Linked DNA regions of Homo sapiens: region 2 is linked to region 1. A link is a contact called in ENCODE Hi-C or POLR2A ChIA-PET data. All regions are on one chromosome and are shown on one strand. Each heading gives the region's core, a stretch centred on a gene start or an enhancer-like site at or near the end of the contact. The rest is flanking DNA. Distances are from core to core; before and after follow the strand shown.

Evidence for each region. Hi-C counts contacts between places; a loop is a spot of excess contacts on that map. ChIA-PET counts read pairs that join two places held with the same protein, here RNA polymerase II (POLR2A). Pooled maps may share reads with other maps.
Region 2: a loop to region 1 is called in a map with no recorded cell type, with 2.0 times the contacts of the local background. The contact joins two enhancer-like sites. A Hi-C loop is called at or near these places in 8 of 168 maps with a recorded cell type or tissue (CD4-positive, alpha-beta memory T cell, CD8-positive, alpha-beta T cell, Caco-2 and 4 more), 18 of 37 single-sample maps with no recorded cell type and 14 of 50 pooled maps. POLR2A ChIA-PET finds 5 or more read pairs at or near these places in 11 of 52 experiments (AG04449, CD4-positive, alpha-beta T cell, GM12878 and 7 more).

What each region holds. Positions count from the first base shown.
Region 1 is chr9:37,071,706-37,076,486 of GRCh38, forward strand. No RefSeq gene overlaps it. Among named protein-coding and RNA genes, the nearest start is that of PAX5, 40 kb to the left of the region's middle. Within about 2 kb of position 3,271, at least 3 of the 41 ENCODE cell types and tissues checked have a DNase peak (open chromatin) inside an H3K27ac peak, as active enhancers do; they include OCI-LY7, where a contact is called at or near this core.
Region 2 is chr9:37,288,009-37,292,662 of GRCh38, forward strand. The region is part of intron 2 of ZCCHC7 (zinc finger CCHC-type containing 7); the gene reads left to right. Among named protein-coding and RNA genes, the nearest start is that of LINC01627, 100 kb to the right of the region's middle. Within about 2 kb of position 3,016, at least 8 of the 41 ENCODE cell types and tissues checked have a DNase peak (open chromatin) inside an H3K27ac peak, as active enhancers do; they include OCI-LY7, where a contact is called at or near this core.

The DNA.
Region 1 (4,781 bases), core at 2,021-4,520:
CCCATATTGCTAATGGTTTCACCAGTTGAGTAAGAAACAATGGATAATAATGGTTGAAACACAAAGTATCACGTCTATAGTTTATCATATATAATTGTGCTTAAGTTGACTGTAGTCAACTGTGGCTCACATGACAGAATGATCTTAGTTATTTTCAATTAGTTTCTTTTGTGGTTAATCTAAAGTCCCAAGTAAAATAATTCATGGTAGCATTGCCGCAAAGACATGTCGAAACTGAAAACTGTAGACATAATTCCCGGGTCCGGGACGGGCAGCTGAAGAGAGCAGCCCCTCTATAGATGACACCTAAATAAGCCCTGTTTGAGCATGCGTGATCCTTCATGTCTCATAATCTGTGGATCCAGGGCTCATGGACATTTAAAAGAAAGGCATGCCTTTTTAGGCAGCTTCTCCACATGTTACTGATGACATGCTTCAAGATTTCTTGTGCAGAATCTGATGATTCTTAAATTAGAATCCCAATAGTTTTGCCAGTCAGTATTCATTATATAGTCACTTAGAGCTAAGCCTTGAGGAATAAAATTCCAACTAGGAATAATAATAAAAAACGGGAATGGTGCCCTTGCAATACTAGTTCCTTATCCCTAGGATTTTATTGTAATGAGAATATTATCATGTATGTAGTTTAATTTATAATATATATTTTTAAATTTCATTATTTCATAAGGAAAGGCGGTCTCCAAGAAAAATTAAAAGCCATCTCTATGAATTTCCACATTTTCAAGAACGATTTCATAGGCTGGTTGAAAATTGTGTGCTCTCTCCATCACTTTGCAATTTGAAGAACTGCAAAATCATGAATAATACAAAAGGATGTTAAACTTTTCAACAAATCCAGATGGGTACCAATGTCATTGAGAATTCCTGAGAATCACCTTGATTGCTGCTTCAGACCTAGGAGCCTGAATTGAATATCACTTACCAGTTGGAAGCTATTGGCTTAAGTGACAACAGTTTCTACAATAACATTGGTATCTATATTGTTTACTTTTAAAATTGTACAGACACTAAGTTTGTGCAAATAAAAAACATCCAAACTTTAACATTCAGTCACTTCCCTTGCTAGCCTTCTATTTCTTCTCCCTTATCATTTAGACGTTGGTGCAAATAGAAAGAGTGATGGATTGTGAAATGTAGGCCAGTTTTTTCTTTTGAGACGGAGTTTCGATCTTGTTGCCCAGGCTGGAGTGCAGTGGCACAATCTCGGCTCACTGCAACCTCCACCTCCTGGGTTCAAGCGATTCTCCTGCCTTAGCCTCCCCAGTAGCTGGGATTACAGGCGTGTGCCACCACACCTGGCTAATTTTTGTGTTTTTAGTAGAGACAGGGTTTCACCTTGTTGGGCAGGCTGGTCTCAAACTCCTGATCTCAGGTGATCCACCCTCCTAGGCCTCCCAAAGTGCTGGGATTATAGGTGTGAGCCACCACACCCGGCCTGCAGGCCAGTTTTAACACTAACCTTTGCTGGGGCCTTGCAAATCTCTTCATTTTGCATCTTAGTTGTCCCTTCTGCAAAATGAGAGAGTTGGACTAGATGTCCCTTTCAGCCATGATTCTAGGGCTTCCATTGTTCCACACAGTCACTGGATGAAGAGACACTGCCAATGCAAAGACTGAGCCGCCATGAGAACTCATGTTATGTCTTGCAACTCTTGAGGCTGGGTATAATGTAGGCCTAAAGTCTTTACTTCCAATCTTAGGTAGCAGGGAAATGTGTCCATTTGTGGGTTATGCTGCTCATCATACGTCTAATCCCCGTCTCCCCACACCATGCTAGTCCTGGATATTCAGAGTCAGGGCTTGTTTGTCAACACAGAAGACTCGCACACTTGTGATGCTTTTGCTTATCCTGTTCCTTTGCCAGAAGATCCCCCTGCTTCTCTACCTAGCAAACTCTCATTCATTCTTTTAATTTTGTCTTTTAATTTTATATTTTGACATAATTTCACATTTGGAGAAAAATTGCAAAATCTGTACAAAGAATCCTCATATACCTTTACGCAGATCCCCAAAATGTTAACTTTTTACCACACTCCTCTGTCTCTCTCTCCCTCTAGCTCCCAGAATTTTTTTTCTGAGCCACTTAAGCATCAGTTTCAGACATGATGCCCCTTTACTCCAGGTAGTTCAGTGTGCTCGACCTGAAAAATAAAACCAAGACATTCTCTTACATAACCACAATGTAAATATAAAAATTGGGGAAATAATGTTAATGCAGTACTGTCCTCTAACCTAGATCTGGATGTTGCCAATTGTTCCTTTAATGCGGTACAGTTCCTCGGTCTTTCTTTGCATTTCCTGCCACTGACAGTTTTGAAGAGATAAGTCCAGTATTTTTAGAGTGTACCTCATGGTTATATTCAAGTTACGCACTTTTGATGTGAATGCCATAGAAGTAATGTGCTGTTTTTCTCAATGAATCACATCTCACTTTTTAAAGTGAAAGTCATTCTTCAATCTCCTCCATTCCTACTCCCCTCCTAAGAGGTAAATAACCACTGTTAACGATTGGTATTCATCTAGTATTTTGTCTATGCACTTATATACACACATATCTATACACAGGCACACTTGTACCCTTTAAAAACATAATAAAATGAGAACACTATATCCTTACTGCTCTGCAATTTACCTTTTTTCATTTAAGTGTACGTCTTTGGCAATCTTTCCATGTCAGTGCATGCAGATTCCCTTTATTCTTTTAAAAATGGCATATATATATGTATATATATGCCACATATGTGTATATATATATACACACACATATATATACATATATATACATATATATACATATGCCACATATGTGTGTGCATATATATATATATATATATATATATATACACATATATATATATATATATTTTTTTTTTTCCCCTAGAGACTGCCTCTGGCTATGTTGCCCAGGCTTGTCTCAAACTCCTGGGCTCAGGCAATCTGCCCTCCTCAGCCTCCCAAAGTGTTAGGATTACAGGTGTGAGCCACTGTGCCCAGCCAAACGTGGCATAATATTTTTAAATGGTATAAATGTGTTCTTGTTTAGTTTGTTCCCTACTAATGAATATTTCCATTTTTTCTATCACAATGTTTGTACACACATTTAAGAACATACCTCATTTATAATTGTGATAGATGCTATTAAATAGCTCTCCTAACACACTTTTCCAGTTTGTATTCTCATCTACTGTGCATGAGATAATTTGCATTTTTCTGACTGTTAGTGATGCAGAGCACCTATTCACGGCCTTTGGGTTTCCTGTTCTGTGAATTGCCTGTTAGTGGTCTTTGCTGTGAGAATGCTGAATTGTCCGTCTTTGTCTGACTACTTATTTCTCCAGGCCTCACTCATTTCTGTTCCTCTGCAGAGGCTTCTCCACGTCCCCTAATCAGCCACTACCCCCTCCTCTGCTGTCCCACAACACTGTTCACACCGTGCCCAGGCCTTCATTTACCAACCATTCCATAAAAAATCTACTCATTCCAAAAGTGTCCACTGTGAGCCTTCTCTGTGCTTGGCCTTGGGCTAGGTGCTGGGTGGAGAGACATGAGCCAGTCATCATAGACTCCATGCTAAAGTTCAGTTTTGATATGCAGCTTTGAGCATAGAAAAGAGCATGAGTTTTAGATCTAGACATAACTTGAGTTGAATTCCAGCTTCACCACTTCCCAGCTGTGTAATTCAGAGCAAGTCACTTGATTACTCCAAGTCTCCATTTCCATACTAGTGAGGTGAGGCTAATCCCTCCCTAAGAGAGTCACTTGAAGCTGGACAAGAGACAATATATCTGAAGTGGTTAGCAAGGGCCTGTTACACAGTAGGCTTGCAGTAAATGAATGGTAGTTGAAAGGCAACTGTTAAGAGGTCAAAATCAGTTAGTTCTCAGAGGTTCTAGGAGCCACCAATAAACTGGAAAATAAAAAGGAAGGAGGTAGCTCCTCTCTTTGCAATGCAAAGGATATGGATGAGTGCCGCTTGCCCAGATCCTGCTACAGAATATCTTTCCTGCTCTCTGCAGCAGATTTCTGCTTTGTCCTGGCCCCTCATCCCAATTCAGCTGCGCATTGTTGTCCTACTACCACTGCCGTGGGAAGAACAGGTGCTTCCCTTCTCAAATAAATGTTGGTCTCTTTAGAAAATACTCTGTAAGAAAGACTTCAGGATATTTGTGCATGCTGTCACCCATGATTTCAAGAAGTAGGGGCTGGGCACTGTGGTTCACACTGAGGCGGGAGGACTGCTTGAGACAGGAATTCAAGACCAGCCTGGTTAACACGGCGAGATCCCATCTCTACAAAATGTTTATAGTTTTAAATTAGCCAGGTGCAGTGTGGTGATGCACGCCTGTAGTCCCAGCTTCCTGGGAGGCTCAGGTGGGAAGATCTCTTGAGCCCAGGAGGTTGAGGTGCCAGTGAGCTGTGTTTACACCACTGCACTCCAGCCTGAGTGACAGAGTGAGATACTGTGTCGAAAAAAAAAAAAAAAAGAAAAGAAAAGAAAAGAAAAAAAGGAGAAATGGGGAGTAGAGACAGCTTCAATTAGAAAGAGAAATGCTGTGTATGTGGAGAGAGGCTGAGGTGGAAAGTTTCCCTGAAGACCCAAAACTGCCGCAGAGTAGGGTGAGTGGGTATATGTTAGAAGGACAGGGAGAAGGGCTTTACAGGCAGTGGAGTGTTCTCTGCAAAGGCACAGGTGTGGGAGGGCATGGTGTGTTCTGGCAACTGCTCAGGATTCAGTGTCAACGGTAGGCAGATGTCAGCTC
Region 2 (4,654 bases), core at 1,766-4,265, 220 kb after region 1:
TGGCTCATGCCTGTAATCCAAGCAGTTTGGAAGGCTGAGGTAGGTGGATGGCTTGAGCCCAAAAATTTGAGACCAGCCTGGGCATCATAGCAAAACCCCATATAACACAAAAATATAAAAAATTAGCCAAGCATGGTGGTACACACCTGTGGTCCCAGCTACTCGGGAGGCTGAGGTGGGAGGATTGCTTGAGCCCAGGAGGTTGAGCCTGCAATGAGGCATGATTGCACCACTACACTCCAGCCTGGGTGACATTGTGAGACCTTGTCTCAAAAAAAAAAAAAAATCTATCTATCTATCTATATAGATAGATAGATAGATTTTTTTATAGGTAGATAGATTTTTTTTTTTTTCTGGAGCTAAATTGAAACCCAAGTAGCTTTGGGGGCTTGTTATCCATCTAATATACAAATTCTTCCTTCTATACCAAGTCATGTCTTGCCATAATAGAAGGTAGAACTTTTAAGGAGATAGGGTACCACATTATGGTGAATGAATATTTCTTTTGTGGTCAAAATCATCAAACATTTGTCTATATTTACTGCCCCTGAATTCTCTCCTTCAGTTCTCTTTTTAATCCAGCCAGGTTTTTGCATCACCATTCCATCCAAACTTCTCTTAATAGGATCACCAGTGACTTTCCTAATAAATTCAAGGGTCAGTTCTCAGTCTTTTTCTTACCTGCCCTATTGGTGGCATTTACCATAATCGATAACACCTCTTCTTTGATAGATACATTGTGTTTAGTTGGTTACGGGGCACTGACCTATTCCCCCACCAAGTTTCCTCTCACCTCACTGGTTACTCCTAAATTCTTGCTCATGTTCTATCCTTTCTCTACACTCAAACCCTTGGTACTCTCACCCAGTCCTGTTCTAAATACCATCTCCATGCCATAATTGACAAATTTTATTTCCGGTTCAGATCTGTCTCTGAAACTTAAGACTCATAATCCAGTATCCAATGGCATACTCCACATCTTCATTTGAATATTTTAATACTATTGCTAATCCAGCCTGTCCAAACTAAATTCATCTTTCCCTCAAAACATGTTCCTCTGCATTTTTTAGTTGCAGTAATTATCATTTTAGTTGCTGAGGCCAAAAACCTGGTAGTCATCTTTTACTGTGTTCTTCTTTTACTTTTTTTTTTTTTTTCTGAGGTGGAGTCTCGCTCTGTCGCCCAGGCTGGAGTGCAGTGGTGTGGTCTCGGGTCACTGCAACCTCTGCCTCCCGGGTTCAAGCAATTCTCCTGCATCAGCCTCCCAAGTAGCTGGGATTACAGGCGCCTGCCACCACACCTGGCTAATTTTTTGTATTTTTAGTAGAGACAGTGTTTCACCATGTTGGCCCGGCTGGTCTCGAACTACTGACTTCGTGATCTGCCCGCCTCGGCCTCCCAAAGTGCTGGGATTACAGGCATGAGTCACCACGCCTGGCCTCTTTTACTTTCATATCCAGTTCTTCAACAAATCTTATTAGCTTTACCTCCAGATTATATTCAGAATTCCTCTACTTCTCAGCATACCCACTACTCCACCCTGGTCAGAGGTACTATCTTTTTTGGACTGAATTATTGCAGTAACATTCTAACTGATCTCCTTGCTTCTATACTTGCCCTTCCCATCTATTTTTTCTTCTCAGTGGAGTGATTCTTTGAGTTATAAGTCAAATCATATTACTCTTACGAGTTTTTGTTTCACTCAGAGTAAAAGTCAAAATCCTTATAATGGCCTACAAAGCCCTTCATAAACTAATACCTCTGTACTCTTATCTTCACATTCCCTTCATTTTCTGCACTCTAGCCATACTGGCCTGTCTCCGGTTCCTTAAACACATCAGGAATATTTTTGCCTTAAGAACTTTGCTTTGGCTGTGCCTACTGCCTAGAATGCTCTTACCGCAGAAGTACATGGCTAATTCTTCCATCTCCTTTAAGTTGTTGCTTAAATGTCAGTGAAGGGTATTCTGTCTACCCTATGTAAAATTATAACCCGTACCCAATTTCCATTACCCTGCTCTACTTTTTCTTTTTTCCAAAGCTCTTATGCCTCTCTAATGTACATCATTTACATATTTAATATGTTTGGTTTTTAATTGTTTCACTTTCCCACTAGACGATAAGTTCTATCAAGGAAAGCAATGTCTATTTTGTTCATTGATATGTATATCCCAAGCATCTAGAATAGTGCTTGCAAATGATAGTAACTGAGTTAATATTTGTTGAATAATAAACGAATGGTAAATATTGGGAATAATTGTAATGTTTAGTTTAACCCTGAATATACCGTCAGGTTTATTGGACCCAATTTTAGTTTGAAAATTTTTTTTTATTTTGAGTGTTTCTAACTATTTGTAAGAATTGAGGCCAGGTGCAGTGGCTCATGCCTGTAATCCCAGCACTTTTGGAGACCAAGGCGGGTGAATCACTTAAGCCCAGGAGTTCAAGACCAGCCTGGGCAACGTAGCAAATCCCCATCTGTACAAAAAATACTAAAGTTAGCCAAGTGTGGTGGCATGTCGCAGTAGTACCAGCTACTTGGAGGGCTGAGATGGGAGGATTGTTTGCACCCGGGAGGCGGATGGAGGTTGCAGTGAGTTGAGATGGGGCTGTTGTACTCCAGCCAGAGCGACAGAGTGAGACTCTGTCTCCAAAAAAAAGGAATTGATAGTACATACTTTGATTCTTTCTTAAACGTCTTCCAAAGACTAGAGAAGAGTTTTACTTTTCTTCACAATAAAACTAATTCTGTTTCAGAATTACTGTGTGGGTACATTGGACCCTTTTATAAATCTAAGATACTTCATGGCCTCCTGCCATATCTTGAAAAACTATACTGTTTCATCATCCTAGGAATAATTTTATCATTACTTATTCATTATTTCCAGTTGTACTGAAAAAGACTAAATTATTAATTTTTTAAAAAAACAGAAGAATGATGAAATTGCCTAGAAGGATAATGCAGGAGTGACATGAATCATCACTGTTACATCATCCTTCACTTTTATTATTGTGCTGCCTAAAGTATTGCATTATCTTTCAAGAATGTGCAGTAGAAGTCTGGAGACACACTGTCTTTATAATCTTCTTTCACTTTCATTGAACAAGGCTGAGAATTCACAATTTTATATTTTCCACACAAAATGGCAAATAGGAAATTGACAAAACATGTTTTCACAATTTTTAGATGAATCAGAAGATGAATGCAAAGAAACACGTAGTCTAGGTACTAGAACCTAATGATGTAATGAACTTCATCTTTTAAGTAATTCTCAGACTACGATTTTTCAGTGGATATTGGTAGATGTTTTTTCTAAAACTCAAGAACTGATAAGTGAATGATGTATTTCTGTGTAAAAAAAAAAAGCAGAGTATTCTCATAGTTACTCATTCAACAGAACATTGTTCATCACACAATATATGACAGGAATCTGAATCATCCTGCTTTGATAAGGACATGTGATTTTTTTTATATTTTATGATATTTGTGCATCTAAATTTACTTCATCTGGTTTCTATCAAATGGGCAAATGCTGTAGACAGGTATATATGCAGGGGCGATTAGAAGGAAATAGATGATATAGAAATGAAAAATTTTTTTTCAATTGATCATTCTGATTGTTGCTTATGAATCTAAAAGTGAAAATGTTTTACAGTTTTTTTGTTTTTGTTTTTGTTTTTTTGAGATGGAATTTTGCTTTTTGAGATGGAGTTTTCTCTTGTTGCCCAGGCTGGAGTGCAATGGTGCAATCTTGGCTCACCGCAACCTTCACCTCCTGGGTTCCAGTGATTCTCCTGCCTCAGCCTCCCGAGTAGCTAGGATTACAGGCATGTGCCACCATACCCGGCTAATTTTGTATTTTTAGTAGAGACGTGGTTTCTCCATGTTGGTCAGGCTGGTCTCGAACTCCCGACCTCAGGTGATCCGCCTGCCTTGGCCTCCCAAACTGCTGGGATTACAGGCGTGAGCCACTGCGCCTGGCCATGTTTTACAGTTATTAAGCAAAGAAGAAATATATTTAAAATCTGATATGAGTATTTTTAAACAGATGTAATCTAGGTTCATGCATGATAATTGATGAGTAGTTGCATTCCACATGTTGCATATTTCAGGTATGTTTATGGAATAATATGCGTTTGCTGTCTTTATAGTCTCATTAAAATGTCTTATAAAATTATTTTTCATTATCTCTTTATTCTTCTATAAATTATGAAATGACTTAGTTTATTAAAAGGTCCCATTGGACCCAGATAGTGAATGGTGAAAACTATTTTTCCTAGTATAAAGGAGCAGGAATATAATGAAAAGGCACTAGAGATGTGAAGATGACTAAACTTGGAGAGATGAAGTACTGGTGGCTGGTAGGGTAGTAGGTAGACTTTTTAGGCCAAGTAAATGAAACAACTAAACTGCTATTAAATTCAGAAAAATTAAAATGTTGTGTAAGAAGAAAAATAATGTACTTCATTCACTACATAGTCATTATATAAATTGAATATAAATTTAACCTGAGGATGGAGGGAGAAGAAATTCAGATAGGGTGTTATAAGATAATTAAATCCTCTTTTATTATGAATTTAGAAATTAGATAGATAAATCCATTAAAAAAAAACAGAATGAACATGATTTAGAAATATTCAAGTAAATACCAAA